4 separate regions of the Mus musculus genome follow, and all the other regions are linked to region 3. A link is a loop called in an ENCODE intact Hi-C map of the cell type or tissue named here. Cell type or tissue: left cerebral cortex. All regions are shown on one strand. Region 1 has its middle 75 kb from the start of Ipmk. Region 2 has its middle 47 kb from the start of Gm34486. Region 3 holds the start of Zwint (ZW10 interactor). Region 4 overlaps Gm40690 (a long non-coding RNA gene).

Region 1 (5,000 bases), 1.2 Mb before region 3:
TGCCATTCGGTATTCCTCAGGTGAGAATTCTTTGTTCAGTTCTGAGCCCCATTTTTTAATGGGGTTATTTGATTTTCTGAAGTCCACCTTCTTGAGTTCTTTACATATGTTGGATATTAGTCCCCTATCTGATTTAGGATAGGTAAAGATCCTTTCCCAATCTGTTGGTGGTCTTTTTGTCTTAAAGCCCACACCCACAGCGACACACTTCCTCCAATAAGGCCACACCCACTGCAACAAGGCCACGCCCACTCCAACAAAGTCACACCCATTCCAACGAGGCAACGCCTACTCCAACAGGTCCACACCTTCTAATAGTGTCACTCCCTGGGCCAAGTATATGTCAACCATTACATGCTACAACACACCACATTTAGAGACAGATCTGCAAGCTCTGATTTGAATTTGACCATTTCTTTGGAAAAATTGTTTAAGGTCTTTGGATAGTAATTTTCCATACTCATAAGGAAAAAGGAACATTTACCTTCCCGGGTGGATTTTATGCTTCAGATACTGCGTGTAGAAAGGTCTAGAGTGCTTGACTCGTGGAATTCCTTTCAATAGTGTTTGTTTCTTTAGTTTTGTGCACGAGCATGCTTGAACAACGACTTCAAGCTCAACATGGATGCTAACAAGGATGCAACGTGGGGCACTGTATCCACACAGCTTACATTCTCAATGACTGTGTCTTAACATTGAGTTGAAAATGAGAGTCGTGTCCTAAAGGGGCACCAGCACAATGGAAGCGCACATTTGCACACCCACCCACCTGTGAACATTCAAGTGAAGCCAACTCAGGCTGGAGGTCAGAGTTCTGTGGTCAGCGTCTCCAGGCAGTGGTGGCATGATGAAGTTCCCCTAAAGGAGATAGGACAAAACTGAAGCCAGAAAACTGTGGGGGCCATTTGCATAAGCTGGGAGGATTAGCAAGATCCCTGTAGGGCTAAGACTCTAGTAAGTAAAGGAGCAGAAAAGTGTGTGTGTGTGTGTGTGTGTGTGTGTGTTCCACATCATTCCTGTGAAGGTCAGAGGAGATCTTGGAGAACTTGGTCCTCTCCTTCCACCACATCTCTTGGAGGCAAGCACCTTTCTCTGATGAGCATCTCTCTGGCCCCCAGGACGGGGCATTTTCCTAGTAGGTAGACAGATGGCAGATTAGGAAGGAAGACTTGTGACAACAAGAATCAGTAGGGGTTGAGTTTGCAAGGCTAGCTGAGGTAGAGGAAGGCTTTGGACATGCTTTGGCCCCTCCCCCATCCCGTCATGGCCCCTCCCACCCCCGGGGGTGGGTGGGGGAGGTGCACAGAGGAGAACTTGCTATGATGACAGTAGGAATGTGGCTTGTGAATGAATGGTAGACTGGAATCTTACTGATCGAAGGGTGTAGGCTGACAGGCTGCTGTTCACTCCCTTCCACTAGTGGGCAGAATCTCTGTTGGGTTCTTGCTCACATGCGTCTATATCATGGAAATTATTATTTTTATTGAGCTATATGAACACAAATGCATCTAATGTTTAACATATGCTGGCGGGGCTGGTGAGATGGCTCAGCAGGTAAGAGCACTGACTGCTCTTCCGAAGGTCCTGAGTTCGAATCCCAGCAACCACATGGAGGCCCTCAACCATCCACAATGAGATCTGATGCCCTCTTCTGATGCGCCTGAAGACAGCTACAGTGTACTTATGCATAACAATAAATAAATCTTTAAAAAAAATATGCTGTCCTGGATTCTGCAAAATCTTTACTTTTTGTCCTGTGTATAGGCAAGGTGACTTACGGTACCAGGGACAGAATGTTGGGTTCCTCACATACTTGGTAGACCTAGAGGTCCCCCTACCACTGTCTGATGGTGCAGGCTGTGAGATAGGTGAGCGGATTTCATAGTTATCCTAAATTATTATTATTATTATTATTATTATTATTATTATTATCATTAATAATATTATTATACCATTTTTTAAAGATGAGAAACTAATTTTCTAAGACACTAAGCAGCCTACTGGAGTTCACCTAGAACACACTCAAGTTTAGATTGAAGCCTGCAGCTCCCGTCTGTAACTACCCTCCATCATAGAGTTGACAGAATCTCATTAATTGTTTTGGACTGCTCTCAAAGTTAGGACCCCCATGCTTCAGCTCCCTAAGCTTGGGGACTACAGTTGTGCATCATCGTGCCTAGCTAGATGCATTTCTCACAGACTTCAATAAATGCCTAACTTATTATAATGGCGTGACTGTGTATTTATAGATTTTAAGCAGGAACGTCACTTTTCATTATCCCTATAGCCGCCTGCATGGCCTTTAGCCACCAGAAAATTGAAACGGTCCTCTGAATGCCAGAGGGTGTTATTCAGGCTTTGGACACTAGGTGGCAGGCATGCTCTTGTTAAAAGTTGGTGAGCAAGTTTGCAGCCACCGCTTAATAGGGAAGATGGCTCTTTTAATTAAGAGTCATTCCCCACACAGGATGTTCACACTGAAGCAGTCATCTATTTTCGGTCCCCAGGGAGCATGTTTTCACGTTATTGATGGCTTGGCTGGGGATGATTTTGTGTAGTCTTTCAATTCATTTCGGTAATGGAATAAAGTCACGGGATCCCGACCTCCTGCTCCTCAGTGGTGAAGAGTTGGAGACAGATTAAATGTGAATTTAGAGCCCTGAGGTAACAGAAATGTTGGGAGGCAGAGGCAGGCAGATCCCTGGAGCTCAATGGCCAGACAACCTAGCCTAATTGATCTGCTTCAGACTGAAAGACCTTGTTCTAGTCAGCAGTATCTCAAGTTGTCACCGTGAGAACAACTTGAGAAGAGTCTCCGTGGATCTATGGGGATGAGTGTTGGGAGCGGTCTTGATTGTTAATTGATGAGGAGGTTCCAGCCCACTCTGGGTGGCACCATTCCTAGGCAGGTGGTCCTGGGCTTATAAGAAAGCTAAGTGATTGTGAGCTGAGAGCTAGCCAGCAAACAGTTTCTGCCTGAGTGCTGTGCCCTGACTTCCCTCAATGATGCACTATGTCTTGGAAGTGTAAGCCAAGTAAGTCCTTCCTCCCCAAAGTTGCTTTTGGCCAGAGGGTTTTTAAAAAAATTACAGTAACATAGAGTAAATTGGAAAAGAAAACATTTGCGGAAAATGCTCAGCATGGACCTCTGTCCTACACACACACACACTCACACACACAGGCATACACTCACACACACACACTCACACACACACACAGGCATACACTCACACACACACACTCACACACACACACAGGCATACACTCACACACACACACTCACACTCATACACACTCACACACACTCACACACACAGGCATAAACACACACACACACTCACACACACACAGGCATACACACACACACACTCACACACATACTCTCACAACCACCCACCCACACCCACCCACACACTCACACACACACACTCACTCTCACACACACACTCACACACACACACTCATACACACACACACACACACACACACAGAGGCATACACATACAGCATATTATACATTATATCTACCTATTATCTATCTGTCCTCTATCTAGTATATCAAACATCTATCAATTGATCTCTTTATCTATCAATTATATGTATCTACCTATGAATTATCTATTATAACTATCTATGTATCTATATTCTATTAATTATATCCCTATCAATTCTATCTATCTATCTATCTATCTATCTATCTATCTATCTATCTATGAATCATCTATTATAACTATGTATCCATGAATCTATCATCTAGCTATTATATTTACTATTTATCTATATATCTATCAATCAATTATATCTTTATATATCTAGCAATTATATCTTCCTATCTATTTATCTATGAATCATCTATTATAACTATGTATCTATCAATTACATTATATATCTATCAATTATATGTATCTGTCTATGAATAATCTGTTATAACTATCTCTGTATCTCTGTATCTATCATCTATTATATCTATCATCTATTTATCAATTATATCTCATATATCTATCAATTATATCTATCTATCTATCTATTTATCTATGAATCATCTTTTATAACTATCTATGTACCTACCAGTTATACCTCTATATATCTATCAACTTTATGTATCTATCTATAAATAATCTATTATAACTATGTATCTATGTATTTATCATGTATCTATTATATCTATCTATCATCTATCTATATTCAATTATATATCTATCAATTATGTCTATCTATGAATCATCTTTTATAACTATGTATCTACCTATGAATTATCTCTCTATCTCTCTATCTATCTCTCTATCTCTCTGCCTTTGTCTCAGCTTTAACTGGATAGCCTAGCAGCCCACAGCTGTGTCTTCAGGATCACACAAAGAACTCTGCACCCCACATACGTGTTTCTGGTTAGACCAGTAAGATATTTCTGTGTCGTCACAGGTTCCTCTTCGCATCTCCAGGGTTAAAGTGTGGGTGCCACCTTCAGAGGTTAGCAGCACACTTCTGCGTTGTTTATGATACTCCCAGAAGCAATCAACAAAGTGTGGGGCGTGAAGCTCTGGGCTGGGTGGTGTTCACAGAAGTTTAGGGTCGTACATCTTCCGGAGGGGAGAGCTGCAGTGTGTGGGGGCGTGGAAGTTCACTGAGTTTGGAGGGCTGACACAGCAGAGGGAGGAATATGATTAGTAGATGTGGAGTCCATAAAGCATATCTAGTGTGTTTTACAAACTTGCCACGGTGTCCTAGGCTTACTGCTTGGTGAGGAAGAATCAAGTTTCGGGTGGCACTCCCCTGGGTGGGACGCGAGTCACTCTCCGTCACTGTTAGAGGCACACTGCACAGGGGCATTGATACCGTCCAGGTCCCTGGCAAAGCAGAGGGTCCTCTTCATGGAGGTCACACTGAATGGCATCTCTAAGATGCCTCGAGAAGAGAATAAAAGTGTGCTGTGAGCGATCACCCAGCCTGAGGCAATGACCCCGAAAATCAGTCAGCGTCGTGGAGGGAAATTTCAGTTGAGC
Region 2 (5,000 bases), 1.2 Mb before region 3:
CCAGGGCAGCAGCTATTCCTCTTTAAAGCAACGCTTGCCATCCTGGAGGAGTCAGGACCGCAGGGACTACTTCAGCAGGGGTGAGCAGGATGACGGCCCCCTTCCCATTTCGTGATTGATTATTCATAGACATGGTTTTGGGAGGCTCGACTGTAGACAGTCACAGCTGCTATGAGCACTCGGCTGTGCCATGCCCGGAAGCCAGCATTTCCAAGCCTCTCTCCCGATCTTTCTGTTCCCACATCGGCTCTTCTCTTTATGTGGTGGTATAGAGCGGTGGGGCTCAGCCCTCGCTTGTTTGCGGCACCTGAGCAGCTGCGTGGCCTCTTCACCCAGCATTGCGCATTGCAAAGAAAAGCTTTTCTGATTAAGGTTGTGAGCACCATTCATCTGTGGGGATGGACATTAACTATTCAGACAACATCTCGGCACCACAAGTCAGCTAAACGACAGCGTTAAGTTCACTCCTGGGGCCTCCTCGGCGATAGGCTTTTGATAAGGTTGATTTCACAGATTTCTATCACATCATAAAATCTGTCTTCCTTATCTTCCATTTTTCTGGCTACCAAGCTGATTTGGTTTCCGACCCTCCCCGCCACCTTGTGAGCTCTGTGATGGCTTTACTTTGAAATATGGCGTCTATTGCCTTCAAGTACCAACCAAAAAACTGGATGGTTATTCAGTGTGGTAAAGGTGGACCTCGGATTGGCATGCGTTAACCTTTCTAAATATAGAACATTTACAGATCAAGAAACAAAGCCTAAGGAAGTTATGCTTGCCAGATGCACTCAGGCAGCGAGTGGCAGAGAGCTACACCAGGCAATTTGGATGTGCAGCCTGTGCTGTTATGTTAAGTACTGACTGCTCTGTCACCCTTTGCAAATGAGCAGGCACCCTTGAGCAATGTGGAGTCCAGCAGGGGAGGGGGAGGGGGAGAAGCTAATTAAGTAACTGAAAGGTGAGATAAGAAGACATGCATATCAAGAGAAGCCTACATTGAATAAAAAGAGAAAAATACTACATGAGCTCTGGGGACTAAAAGACGCTGTCATGAAGAAACACATTTTGGAGATTGGATAGGAAGCTGGGCGACTCTGGCTTGTCTATAACATCGACGACACGCTGGAGGCCGAGGCAGGAGGATTTAGAGTTTGGTTCTAGCTACGTAATGAGACTCTGGGCTACATAGTGAGACTGTGTCTCAGAAATGAAACTAAACCAAACAGGGAGAGAATGGCAGGAGAAGATCCCTGGCTATGGCATGCAGATGGCATTGGGTGGGAGCTTGGGTGTCTCTGTGGACCCAGTGGGAGAGATGGGGGGGGGTGTTGGGGTTGGGGTGGCGGGGAGCAGGGGCGGTGGGTGATGGGAACGGGGAGGTGTCAGCTTTACTGTGATCTTGGGTGTCAGGACGACCATTCTCTCTCACTTGAAGGGTCACGGGAGGGGCGGTTAGTGATGGGGACAGGGTTCAGAAGAGACATAGTTGATACTGTAGAGACAGTGATAGCGTCAGGCTGCCAGAAAGCAGCAGCAGCTGCAGGAGAGGAAGACTGGACCCTGTGGGTGACCAGGAGACAGAGTCATTGGAATAGGGCAGGGGTGGTCCTCTTTCTTCTTCTCTTTTAACACGATGGTAAGATATGTGCAACTGGGACTCCCTTTCGGATGAAGCTGATATTTACTGAGCACTTATGGTCTAAGTAGAACATAAAGGATATGCTATTCTATATAACTTAGTTGTATAATTATATAACATTAATAATATGATATATTATATAAATTATATAATATATAAAATTATATTATTATATTATGGATGAAGCTGATATTAATTGGGCACTTATGCTCTAAGTAGAACATAAAGCATGTACTATATAATTTAATACTGGTTATATAATTATACAATTATATAATTTATATACATATATAAATTATATTATTATATTATGTATTAAGCTGATGTTTATTGAGCACTTACTTTCTAACTAAAACATATACTATATAATTTAATTATATAATTATATAACGTTTATATAATTATATTATCTCTGTATATAAATTATATTATAGATGACCCTGATACTTATTGAGCCCTTATGCTCTAACTAGAACGTAAAGCATATACTTTAATTATATAATTACACCCTAAATACCCAAGAAATCCCCAACTGTTTAAGTTCACCATGCCTGCAGATTCTCTGACAACCTAATTGCCCGCTTTGCTCAAGGGAAAGAACACCTGGCTGGTTTTTCAGCTAAACTAAGCCCTGCGGACTGGAGACTGTCACTTCCACTTCCAGACACTAGGTGGCACTCTGGGTGCATGCAACGTTATTCCCGTCTCGCCCGTCTCTCAGGCTGAAACTTTGGGAGAAAGCTGGATTCTAAAATGGGTTGAATCTTCCATGCTGCCATGCCACTTCTGTGGTCCTGCTTTGTCTCATCCTATCCCCTCTTTGATGCTCACCTTGTCTCTATTTGCTCTCATGATTATTTTACGTGAATCATAGACACAAGGGCTGTGGGGAAAATGACAGGTCATTGTATTCAGACCTCTGTAGCTAGTGGATGTTATTGCCAGGCACTTATATTACTCCCTTTAGAATTATGTTTAATCTCCTTTGGAATGTCTTATTGATGCTTCTTCAATGACCTCTTTGATAGCTATTCCATTGTTGAATTGTTCTTGCTTTTAGGACACTTTCTCTTATAAGTAATTTAAACATGCCCTCCTTATTTCCTGTAATACATTCTGAGTCATCTTCAAATGATTCTTCACTCTATAGTGTATTACCCCATTCTTCGCAGAAAAAGACTACATGCCACAGGAGGCAAGCCCTCCTTTTAGTATGTTGGATATTCAGAAAAAATCTAACAGTTGTGTGTCAATTCCTCATCTACGAAAAGAATATTTAAAATTATTTTCATTATAATATCCTGTGATCAATTATGCCTATATGTTTATTAAGTAATGCATATATGAGTGTATGTTTCAATTTATAATCAAGGGAAACTTTAAAGTTTTTGTGCTTATATCTATTGTTTTTAGATTTTATTCATGTAAAATAATAAACTATTTTAGAATGGGAAAAAAAAAATAAAATGGGTTGAGATGACCAGATTCTGCTTAAAACACTTCAAACGTGTATTTTTTGGGGGGTGGGGAGGGTGGGAAACAAATTATAGCTCGGAAAAATAAATTGGAAAGATTTCTGGACTTTTCTAATAAAAACCGCTCCAGCGTTTCTGATGTTCGAGAATGGAGAACCAGCCGGCGGGCACAAGCTTGCCACCCCAGCTACAGGAGGCAAGAGGACAGAAAGCTCAAGGCCCACCTGGTTTGCAGAGCCAGTTGAAGGGCACCTTGAGCAGCTAGCTCAGTGAGACTCTTGTCTCAAAACGTGAAGTGAAAAAGGGACTCAGCGTTGGGGACCTTGCCTAGCACACAGGCGGTCCTAGGGGCATCCCTAGAAACAAAATGAGTGCAGTAAACAAAAACAATGATAGGTGAAAAAAAACTGCCGAGGTGTAGATGAGGTGGTGGCCTTTGGGTGAAGGTTTTTGACGTTTCTGAATTAGAAGGGTTCATTTAAAGCTAGCTCAGATTCGCGCTGTTTCCTGTTGGCCCTTTCTGCTGCAGGAGAGAGGCAGGCTCATCTCCAGGCTCAGGAGAGCAAACTGTGAGGATTTCCCCAGGGTAGAGTGAGAAGACACTCCTGTGGGTGACAAAGACCCTACCCAGTGCATCGACTCGCCACCTACTGCGTGTCTGTACTCTCCTTATATTCTTTGTATCCCAAGACTCCCCGAGAAAGCGATTTGAGATGTAGGCTTGCCTCTCTTTAGGACCTGACTTGGAGATAAACTTCTTTCATTTTCTTGGGTTTCTGATTGAATGGTGAGCAAGAGAGTCCTTAGACTCTGGCAACACTAGTAATTTCATTCAACTTCATGTGAAGTTTCTAGAAAAGCCATACCTTGTTAAAGATTCAGTGAAGCAGATTTACTGATTAGAAAGAACCTCATGATTCTAGAAAGGTAGAATGTTGTCGATCTAGAGCCAAATTATCTTGGGCTGGTGCTAGACAACGGTCCAAGAACAGAGTAACTTGAAGGGAATTCTGAGCATCTGCATGGACATGTCAAGAAAATAAGACCAGAGTCCTGTGTGCCCAGTTTCTTTAAAACACAGAAATGTTCTTGGAATGTGCTCTAGTCCCCTGGTGTGGCAGATAGGATCTTCTCTTCTTCCTCTTCTTCTTCCTCTTTTCCTCCTCCTCCTCCTCCTCCTCCTCCTCCTCTTCCTCCTCCTCCTCCTCCTCTTCCTCCTCCTCCTCCTCCTCCTCTTTTTCTTCTTCTTCTTCTTCTTCTTCTTCTTCTTCTTCTTCTTCTTCTTCTTCTTCTTCTTCTTCTTCTTCTTCTTCTTCTTGATTTATTTACTTATTTTATGTATACAAGTACACTGTAGCTATCTTCAGACACACCAGAAGAGGGCATTGGATCCCATTACAGATGGTTGTGAGCCACCATGTGGTTGCTGGGAATCGAACTCAGGACCTCTGGAAGAGCAGTCAGTGCTCTTATCCGCAGAGCCATCTCTCCAGCACCCCCCCTCCCCCCAGTGATTCTTAACCCTTGGAATATAAATTGTCTGATGCTCTGAATAAAGTTGGCTATTACCTCGTTTATCGGCTCCATTTTCCCCAGGTTCCCCGACTCAAGAACAGTAAACCTGAGAGCATTTGTTTCCTCCTTAGCCACTCAATGCCCACCTTTACGTCTAACCTAACACCCCTTCAACTACGAGTAAATCAATGCCTTTGGAAGGTCCGAATGGACCTCTGTTTTCCACCAGTTCACCTTTTGTGAACCCCACATGTCATAGGACAGCATGTCAAGCTGTCCAGACAGCACGAGAAGGCAGCACCTTCTCCAGGATGCTATTCTCTGCCTGCCATTTCTTCTGGTCTATGTGAAAAAAAATGCCTTGACTTAGG
Region 3 (5,000 bases):
GGGCTTTGACTAGAGGACATACTTAGATAACATTAAGATCTAAAGTGCTGGGCATTTTAAGTGCTGGGTCTTAAGACTAGAGCATATTTTAGAAATCTGTGTGTATTACCACATCTGTTCCTTGTCTGAACCTATCCATTAATATTTTATAAATGTTTAATATTAAGAAAAGACGTATTTCCTCACATAGCTACCATATCTGGTACTTTCTACTCTTCTGTACATATTCACATTTGCAGATGTCACTTTTCCATATACCTAATGCATTTTATCTTTCTTATAGAGTGTGAATCTGGAAAAAAAAATCACTTCTACTTCCAGGCTAAAAATGCCTCTAGTTACCTGTCAGTTTTGAAGACTATTTGCTGCATATAGAAACCAAGGTCAATTTGCTTTTTCTTTGAAGTTCCTTTCCCTCCTCTTCTTTACTTGAGTATATCTAACAAAATGCTTCCTATATTCATTATTTTGTTTTTCTACATGCAGCTGTTTTCCTTCTTTTGCCATCTGCTTATGGTATTTTCTTTTTATTAATGGTCTTGGATTAAGTTAAGTAATTATGGTACGCAGTGACCATTTCATTCATGGTTCTTGTGTTAGGGCAGTGGTTCTCAACCTGTGGGGCTCACAACTCTTTCAGGGGTTTCAAAATGACCCCCTTCATGGAGATCGCCTAAGATTAATCGAAACCACGAATATTTACATTATGATCCATGACAGTTGCAAAATCCAACAAAATGTTGTTGAAATCGCAACAAAATGATTTGAGGTGTTTTGGTAGTTTTGGATTTATAATTAAATTTCCATGTGGGGGTTGTTGTGAGTCTTTGCATTGTTTCTTTGCTTTTTTTTTTTTTTCTTACCTCATTGTCTTGCACTCAGGATCTTTATTTAAAAGGATATTAAGCTGTAAGAACTTGTGTCTCAGTTTACTAGTGTTGGACCCAAGTTGTTTCATTTGTTTAAAAAGATGCTCATTTTGCGTGGTTCCTATGCTTTAAAGCTTATTAATTTGATTTCCATGTTTAATCTGCCACCGAGGCCATCAAATTTCACATATTACAATGTCCATCTTGATAAGGTTGGCGGGTCTTTGTCTAGTGTCACATCTATAAGTAACAGCTTTATGACATTTGTTTCTAGCATAAAAATAACCTTTTATATATCTTGTTCAACATTCACCGTAATCTAATTTTAGAATATTTCTATTAAACCCTTTAAAAGACACTATGCCTTTCCAGTTCCTCTCAATGATTTCTCCTTACCTTACTTTCTCTTCCCTCTCCTATCTATTGGTCAAGTATTAATTCACTCTCTGCTTTCATTGATTTGCCTTATTTGTATATTTTACATAAAAGAAATAATCAGGCCGGGCAGTGGTGGTGCACGCCTTTAATCCCAGTGCTTGGGAGACAGAAGCAGGCAGATTTCTGAGTTTGAGGCCAGCCTGGTCTACAGAGTGAGTTCCAGGACAGCCAGAACTATACAGAGAAACCCTGTCTGGAAAAACACAAGGAAAAAAAAAAAAAAGGAAAGAAAGATAGAAAAAAGAAAAAGAAAGAAAGAAAGAAAGAAAGAAAGAAAGAAAGAAAGAAAGAATCAAATCTGCAATTTTGTTTACCTGGCTTCATTTTTTCAAGGTTCATTGCTAGATTCCCATACAATAATACCCCATTTTTGGTTATTATAAATTTGTATTCCATTTACAGTAGTTCTTCTCATTCCTTGTGTCATGACAGGTTTGTTCTACTTTTGGCTCTTACAGATTTCGTGTGTTGTGTGCATTTTTGTGTTTATATGTTAATTTCCTTTGTAATTATACTTGGAAAATTATAGATCATCCAGTAATTCTATGTTTAACCCTTTGAGGAAACATTGTTTTCAAAACACACCCAGCAGTAACATGAGAGTTCCTCTTGCCCACATCTGTAGCACATCTTGGTTTCTGTTTACTCCTTCTCTGGAACACAAAGATGTTCTGCTTGTCTGATGTCTTAACATCCATTTCTGTTCTAAACAGTGACTTATTCATCTAATAATGAATTTTCTTTTAGTCATGCCTGGGAATGACTAAGCAAAGATCAGGAATTGTAAGCCGAACCTACTGCTTGGTGATTTTTTTTTTTTTTTTTTTTTTTTTGTAACCTCATCTTCATTATTGCAGTCTAGTTGGTCTCACATTTAAGGGATTGTTAAGGCCTCATTCCTTTAATCTGTTAGATGGTGCCACAGCAGTGCTCAACGTAGGTAGGGTTATTTATTGCCAGTCGCAAGGCGACACTTCTCAGTGGTGTATCTGCTCACCATTGAGTAGGCATTCTTCAATACCAATCTGTGAAAATGGTATCTAATATCGACTCTGCTTTAATCTCCAAAGCATCTTTAAAATTCCCTTCAGGAAATTTCCTCAGATACAGCTCAGGATTCAGCAGAGTATTTCAGAAAGCTGCTGGCTCTGGGTTCTCTAGGTGCAGCCTTCTTTCTCTCCCTCCTGCACTCTGGCGACCAACGCCCACCCTCAGTTTCAGCTGGGACTTGTCCACACAAGAGACCCAACTGGGATCTCTGATTAAGGTCTTTAAAAGCACAATGTTTTGAACTCATATAGTATTTACTTATAAGATCAGTATTCTTCAGCGTCGTGGAGGAGAGGCCCACCTCCTTTCTTCCGCAGCAGTACATTTAATAGGAAAGCGTGACTACTGGAACAGATAATAGCCTTTTTCCGGTGTCTGCACCCACCAAATTTTGCTTTCTCACTGTCTGGCCTTCAGCTATCAGTGCTTCCTACTGCGCAGGCTCAGAACCTCCAGCCAGCCCCCAGAACCGAAAAACCGCCTACGCTTGCGTACGGGGGCGGGACCGGAATCGACTCCGGCCAATGAAAAGAGGTGACGTCATTTAAAGTCCTGCCCACTTACCCAGAAACCAATCTCGACCTAGGCGGGCAGTCCAGGAGAATCCAAAGGCGTGGTGAGCGACAGAACGATGGCGGACGCGGAGAAAAACGCTGTTGCGGAGAAAAACAACGCTGTTGCGACGAAAGAGTGAGTGTGGAAGGCGAGGGCCTGGGGCGGCGGCTCGGGCAGTGGCGGCGGAGGGACAGTGGCGCCCTAGTTCAGGAGTGCGACTTCTGAGGGATCTTGTCACCCTAGCTGAGGAGTGCGGGCCCTAAGAGACGATGTCACCTGGATTCTGGAGTGTAGGCCCCGAGGAGCAGTTTCAATTAGAAAAGATAATGCAGCCCGAAAAGACTGTCATCCTACTCCATGAGTGTGGCCTTTGAGGGTTGATGTCGCCTCAATTCAGGAGTGCAGAATTTGACTGTGTGACAACGTCTCTTTTTTGGAATGATGCCTATTAGGGTCTTTGTGGCATTCTGCTGCAGGGGTATGACTAAGCAGGGACTTCTTTCTGTATGCGGAGTGATACATCTGGATGGCTGACGTAGGTCACCTTATGTCGGATGCTGCCTTTGAGGGACATTACCTCACCCACCCTGAGCCCTGTGGCGTAGTATTCTAAAAAAGCCAGCTCCATTACAGATGTCGTAACCAACCCTTTACCATTCTAGGACCTTCTGTCACAACCTTCTTCTTTAGTATTTTTTTATCTGTATCTCTGTCCTCTAGTGGATTGTTCCAGCCAATCTGGAAAGGCTGGGTGGGTTACACATCATACGTTCTGAGATCAGCCATTACTAGCATGTCTTCCAAGGCTTGCCTGAACTTTGGCTTTTCTCTGTTTCTGTATATATGCCCCTGCTGCTTTCAGACGGATTCATCGAGTTTTTACCCATTGTGACCCCCCCTATTTAAACATGTAGTCATGTCTGCACAGTCCCTATCCTCCAGTATTTCAGGTGATTTCCTCATGGCGCTTAGTTGCTACTGTATGTTGTCCAGGTACATGGTGTTTCTGATCTCAGCCTAAAGTCCCTTAAGACCCTTGGGTAGCCTCTGAGCATTGGCACCCTCCTGACATAGATGCCACTGCATATGTTCCTTCGAGCTCGTGTGGTACCATAGCACAATCTCACTCATGCCTTACAGGGTTCTGGCTGAGGCAGCAGCCATTCTAGAACCTGTAGGCTTGCAGGAAGAAGCAGAGCTGCCTGCCAAGATCATGGAGGAGTTTATGAGGGTATGTATGTGCAAAGTGGGACCCAGCGTTTCAGAAGACAGGGGGCGGGGCTGGTCCTGGGATAGCCTCTTGAAATAGTGGGCAGCAATGGGGAAGAACAAAATGGCTGGTCTCTAGTATCAGAAGGGAAGACTAATCCCTGCTTCTGTCCCCACGGTAAACAGAACTCGCGGAAGAAAGACAAACTGCTCTGTAGCCAGCTTCAAGTAGTGAACTTCTTACAGACTTTTCTGGCTCAGGAGGACACTGAGCAGAGCCCTGATGCTCTGGCTTCTGAAGATGCCAGTCGTGAGTAGGCTTGGGTTGTAGGTAGGGTGTGGGCTGAATGGTTGAAGCGGGAAGATGTGAGCCATGCCTGTGTCTGCCTCATGGGAAGGAAGGCTGTGAACGAGAGCTCTAGAAGGCTGGCTGCAGGCATGACTCACTCGTGTTCTTGTTCTTTGTGGCCCACCTTAGGGCAAAAGGCAACTGAAACTAAGGAGCAGTGGAAGGACATGAAGGCCACATACATGGATCACGTGGATGTCATAAAATGTGCCCTGTCTGAGGCCTTACCCCAGGTTAAAGAGGCTCACAGGAAGTACACAGAGCTTCAGAAGGCTTTTGAGCAACTCGAGGCTAAGGTATACCTAGAGAACCTGAGGGGATGCAGGACTGGAGGAAGGGGAGGGGAAGCTGGGTTGGACCTCGATGCTCTCTCCTCAAATCAACCCTAAGAAGGAATGTCCTTTCTCTCCCTGCAGAAGCGAGTCCTTGAGGAGAAACTTCAGCTGGCTCAGAAGCAGTGGGTACTGCAACAGGTGGGCTCTGACTTCTCTCTAGGCTCTTCTCTGTCTTGAAGTGACAAGGTATCTCTG
Region 4 (5,000 bases), 680 kb before region 3:
CCCAGTCCTAAAAGAGATGTCTCCATCAATTCTCTCCCCCTCAGAGTTAGGAAACCTTCTAGAAGAGGAGGCAGAGAGAGTGTAAGAGCCAGAGAAGATTGAGGACACAAAGGTAACAAGGCCTTTTAAACACAGCAGGACTGATGCCTATATCAATGCACAGAGACTGTGGCAACACGCACGTGTCCTGCACATGTTTGGGCCTGATGTGGTCCCAGTGCTAAGAGTGGACACAGGCTCCCATCTCTAACCCAGAAGCTATCTCCAGTTGATAACCACTCACAAATGAAAATCCTTGAACAGACTCTCACTAGTGATATAAAACCACTCCTAAGGCCGGGTCCCATGCCCAGAAGTACATGGCCAACAAAACATAAAACTTTCTCAGTTGTTTATTGGGAAGCCTTTTTTCTCTGTCTCAAAAATGCTTGGTTTGGGATTTTTTCTTTCTTTTCCTAACCCTTCAGGTCTTTTATGTATATATTGTGGTTTTCAATTTTATGCTTTTAGAGTATTTCTTTGCATGCCAATGTATGTGTCTACAAGGCATTTATTTATGGTGCATTTTCTTTGGATTCTCGTTTTTCTGTTTGTTTTGCTCTGTTTGGGTGGTTTGTTTTTATTTTATAATACTATTATTATTATTATTATTATTATTATTAGTAGTAGTAGTAGTAGTAGCATTAATTTCCTTTTTAGATGTCTGTTTTTTTTCTATTGAGAGAACTAGAAAGACCATGCATTGGAAGGCAGTAGGGAGAAGCTGGTGATGGGGAAATCATAATCAGAATATAGTGTATGAGAAAAATTCATTTTCAACAAAAGCAGTAAGAGCATTCATTAATCAACAAAATCATCTCCCAAATTCAACAACAGTTTGTCCAAAGAAACAGTGAGGATGTGAGGAATTCTAAAGGTATTCAAACTAGAGACATGATGGAGCTACATAGGAAAATACTGATGCCTCTCTGAAGTGGGAGAGGACCCAGTTTCTTCGCTGACCTGCATAAAGAATGACCAGAGCAAGGTCCTAGGATAAAACAAAACAACAACAAAAATCCCTCAACAACAATAATGACAAACAACACATCCTTTGCATTAATAGTATGTTGGTATTCAATTAATTTCAACTCATTTTTATCTTAATCAGAATGTATAAGGGTTCAACACTGGATCAATAAGAATAAACCTTTTAGCAGTAACCCTGGATTGTGTGTGCACACGTGAGTCTTTGAACCAGGCTCTGAACTGCAAATTTGCCTGAATTTTAAAGGGAAAGCTAACTCAGTTAATTGGCTTGACATTAAATTCCTACATGAAAATGTGATTTTTTTTTTTTTTGCTGACAGATATTGTGGATTCTGACAAAAAATAATTTCATTTTAATCAAACTTTAAGCTCCTGCAGTTTTAATCATGATGGGATTATAGTTGCTTTTGAGTTTATAGTTCAATTGTAGTCTGAAACTTTTTCATAGTGTTGGATAATTCTTCAGAATTTAGCACACAAAAAATGGTATTTCTAAAGCCTTTTCTTAACTTTTTAAAGTCTTACTTTATCTAAGTGCAAATTTAAAACTGAAGTTATTCCCTTGTATATAAAACCATCCAATCACAGGAATTCCTTCCTTCCTTCCTTCCTTCCTTCCTTCCTTCCTTCCTTCCTTCCTTCCTTCCTCCCTCCCTCCCTCCCTCCCTCCCTCCCTCCCTCCCTCCCTCCCTCCCTCCCTCCCTCCCTCCCTCCCTCCCTCCCTTCCTTCCTTCCTTCCTTCCTTCCTTCCTTCTCCCCTCCCTTCCTCCCTCCCTTCCTCCCTCCCTCCCTCCCTCCCTCTCTCCCTCTCTCTCTCTCTCTCTCTCTCTCTCTCTCTCTTTCTTCCTTCTTTCTCTTTCTTTTTTGTTTTTGTTTTTTGAAAGCTAAGGTTTCTTTTTAATTAAGCAGAGTGATGTTTACCATGAGTGCTACACTAACACCTATATGGAAACTTTCTCTTCACCTAATTCTAAGTACTCTTTGCTGAGGCTCAGGGAGATGTAGTTTTTAAAGAAAACGTTCCTATAAATAACAATCTTGGGAGCACAAATGTTTACATCGATCGAACATAGGCGTGCTAATCTCTGATTACTATGATAGGAAAATAAGAAAAAAAATGGCCTTTTCCTGAAAAGCTTATGTCTTGATAAGAACAGAATAGAGCTTTTTGAGTTGATTTAGTTTTGAAAGTTTAAAAGATTCTCCCTTCTCTGGTGGGTGACAGAGCCCAAAATCTCACATGTGCATAGTGGGCAAGCACTTTCCCAGTGAGCTGTACCCCTTGACCTAGATCTTTAAAACCTTTAAGCTACTGCCCTGGAATTGACAATCCTGCCCAGAGCTCTGGGCACACTGGAAAATTGAATGCTAGGATTCAGTCTCAGTGTGATACTGTCCCTGAGGATGTACATAGCCTGAGTCAATGCATCTTTGCTCTGAGTTCACTTGTACAGCCAGGGATACTCTGAGCTCACTTCTGTACCTAGGGATGCTCTGAGCATACATCTGTAACTAGGGATCCTCTGAGCTCATATCTGTAACCAGGGATGCTTTGAGCTCACATCTGTAACCAGGGATACTCTGAGCTCACTCTTGCAACCATGGATATATATACTAGGTTTAATCCAACAATTTTCACCTGTTTTGCCTCATAAAAATATCATAATATTCCTATCAAGGTTACATTATGATGTAAGGACAGGTTTCTTGCTCAGACATAGCAATAGAAAAATGTTGGCACCAAATGCACTTTAAAAAGTTTTAAGGCGTAATGCAGGTGAAAATTGAATACCACTGGATTTAGCTAAGGACTAAGTTACAGATTTAGGCTTTGAGCCCACTTGTAGTGGAAGAGATAGAAAGATGGAGAGATGAAGAAGGCAATCATTGCTGTAGGTTATTGTCACAGGTCCCCATATCCTCCCAGCCATCCAGGCCAGCAGGTGGAGCTTGGAGCTTTATGTTAGATTCCTTCTTGACAAATCTAACTTGGAATTCACGAATCATTTTCTACTTAGGAGCACAGCTACAAAAGGTTTATTTCTATCATCGTATTATTTCCTTATAAGCTAAAGAAGTTAGTGTCTGGGCTAAATAAAGCAAACATCATGTATGACATTTTCTTAAGTGGAAAAGTCCTCTGAATTCTAAATGAGATCCTCACAGTGACTGAACCACAACTCGTTTGAGTTGTTAGAGAATTACATACATGTAAGACATGTTACTTGGCTTCAGGATGCAGGCTGGCTGAAGCGGGGAACTCTTTGGTTGACAAAGCCACAGTCAGACCCCTCAACAGACCTGGTAGGAAGCAGAGATGAGCAGGTGGCTCCTGCAGGCACTTGTAGGTCGGTGTGAGTGTGACCACAGGATCGCCACTTTTCCAAAATGTCTTAAGGACATTTCTGGCACCTGCTATGAAGCTCTCTGTAGGTGGGAGAAGCAAAGGTAGCATGGCATAGAAGCCCTTTCCATAGATGCACACCAGAGGGGAGCAAGGAACCCTTCAAGGGCTGAACAGGAGGGACATCTGCCTGATAGATGAAGTGACATGACTTTAGAGCCCAGTTACCTCTGCTGTCATGTGACAGCTGTAACCTTATTGAAAAACAATCCTGGCCTAAGGAACACTGTGTATGAGCAAGCTCAAGAAGTCTAAAGCTTTCTAGAGGCGGCTTGGGCAGCTTTTGTTCTTTTGTGTAACTGAACACCTTTGGTGTAGCACTTCTCGAAGTGTTGAGGCAGTGCACAGGTATTTATAAGAAGCTAATACTAAGGACATCTTCCCAGACTTTGGTAAAGAAGCCAAGCCAATATCCTTCAGCAGACTTTCCTTCCAACTGCAGGAACAAAGCAATATAGGAGAAAAGGAATCTACCCAATACCTGGACATGGATGGCCCTGCAGAGGCCAGAGACCTTATGTATAGGAAGAACCATGAACAGAGAGAATCCACTCACAGGTGCAGCACTAAGGCCTATGCTTAAGGTTGATGAGATAGACAAAAGGAATAACCTACACGCAGTCCTGGCATGCCAGATATTAAGTCAACTGTACCTCAGACCTGACCATGGTTTTAGGAGGAGGTCATGGGACAACTCAGAGGATTGATGAATTAAAAATAAAATAAGATTAAATAAAATAAAAACAAAACCCCTAAACTTCTACCCAGGACAGGACTGAAAATAGTGGGTTGATTTACTGTTGACTGCAACCAAACGGAGCAACCATGCTTCAATACTATAAGGTGACATATTGGGAGGAGGAGACATTAGGGTTCAGAGGTATCTGAGAGGTGGAAGCATTTAGTGACAGGCTTTTCCTGAAAGGAAAGGCTTAATGTAGTCTCTGCTTTGTCTTTAAGAGTGTCTGTTTCTGCATCTCTTCTATCCTACAGTGAGGGAATAGGTGGTTTGGGTTGTTTCTCAACCAAACCATTCTTAGATGCTCAACAACCAGCAAACTGCTGATCCAAGGACAAGATAGACCCTGGCATCCTTCTGCTAATGGGTCCCAGTTCTTCTGCCTTCCGCACAACTTTACAGATCTGTTTCACAGAGAGCAAACTAACAAGGAAGGAGGAGGCAGAACATCCCAGTTTTTCACCGAAGATTTATATCTTGGCAGTCTAGAAGGCACAGTCCTCTGGGCAGCTCTTCCAATGACAGCAAGGCCTATGAGCAGCCAATCCCACGTGCATGACAAACCCTCTCCCACCCCTAACTCATTCGGGTTAAAGGAAACACTAACATTCAATACCCTGTCTCTGAGTGTCCAATCTAGTTACAGGCAGAGCAGGAACCTCTCAATAGAAGGAGATGCTGGATTTGCCTCCTGGTGGGTTCAGAACTTTGTTGTGGGAGCGAGGTCTTGGCCCCAGTCTGGGCTCATGATTGTCAACTGTAGGTGTTAGCTCCGGTTTCTTTGCATGCTCTCCCCTGGGTGTGGCGTTTGTTGCTGCGTTCAGGTCG

Evidence for each region. Hi-C counts contacts between places; a loop is a spot of excess contacts. Peaks named below come from ENCODE experiments on the same cell type or tissue, not always from the same donor. Only the 100,000 strongest peaks of a DNase experiment are listed, where the experiment ranks them.
Region 1: a loop joins it to region 3, with 2.6 times the contacts of the local background. A loop is called at or near these places in 2 of 42 quality-filtered maps.
Region 2: it touches region 3 in a loop (2.6-fold over the local background); 2 of 42 quality-filtered maps call a loop at or near these places.
Region 4: a loop joins it to region 3, with 2.3 times the contacts of the local background. A loop is called at or near these places in 3 of 42 quality-filtered maps.

The regions. Positions count from the first base shown.
Region 1 is chr10:71,420,437-71,425,436 of GRCm38, forward strand. No RefSeq gene overlaps it. Among named protein-coding and RNA genes, the nearest start is that of Ipmk, 75 kb to the left of the region's middle. In left cerebral cortex, CTCF peaks have their summits at 1,403 and 2,359 (motif pointing right); a DNase peak (open chromatin) is centred at 2,388.
Region 2 is chr10:71,477,826-71,482,825 of GRCm38, forward strand. No RefSeq gene overlaps it. Among named protein-coding and RNA genes, the nearest start is that of Gm34486, 47 kb to the right of the region's middle. In left cerebral cortex, a CTCF peak has its summit at 2,299 (motif pointing right); a DNase peak (open chromatin) is centred at 2,305.
Region 3 is chr10:72,651,931-72,656,930 of GRCm38, forward strand. It overlaps Zwint (ZW10 interactor), which reads left to right and starts at 2,916. Exons shown (of 8, transcript NM_001293683.1): 1 at 2,916-3,047; 2 at 4,053-4,143; 3 at 4,308-4,431; 4 at 4,600-4,766; 5 at 4,887-4,943. The coding sequence starts at 2,989. In left cerebral cortex, no CTCF peak of the experiment used is centred here; DNase peaks (open chromatin) are centred at 2,281, 2,866, 3,402 and 4,447; H3K4me3 peaks cover 2,689 bases; H3K27ac peaks cover 2,277 bases.
Region 4 is chr10:71,975,258-71,980,257 of GRCm38, forward strand. All of the region lies in intron 2 of Gm40690 (a long non-coding RNA gene), which reads left to right. It also overlaps the pseudogene 1700049L16Rik. Among named protein-coding and RNA genes, the nearest start is that of Gm40690, 15 kb to the left of the region's middle. In left cerebral cortex, a CTCF peak has its summit at 2,971 (motif pointing right); a DNase peak (open chromatin) is centred at 2,976.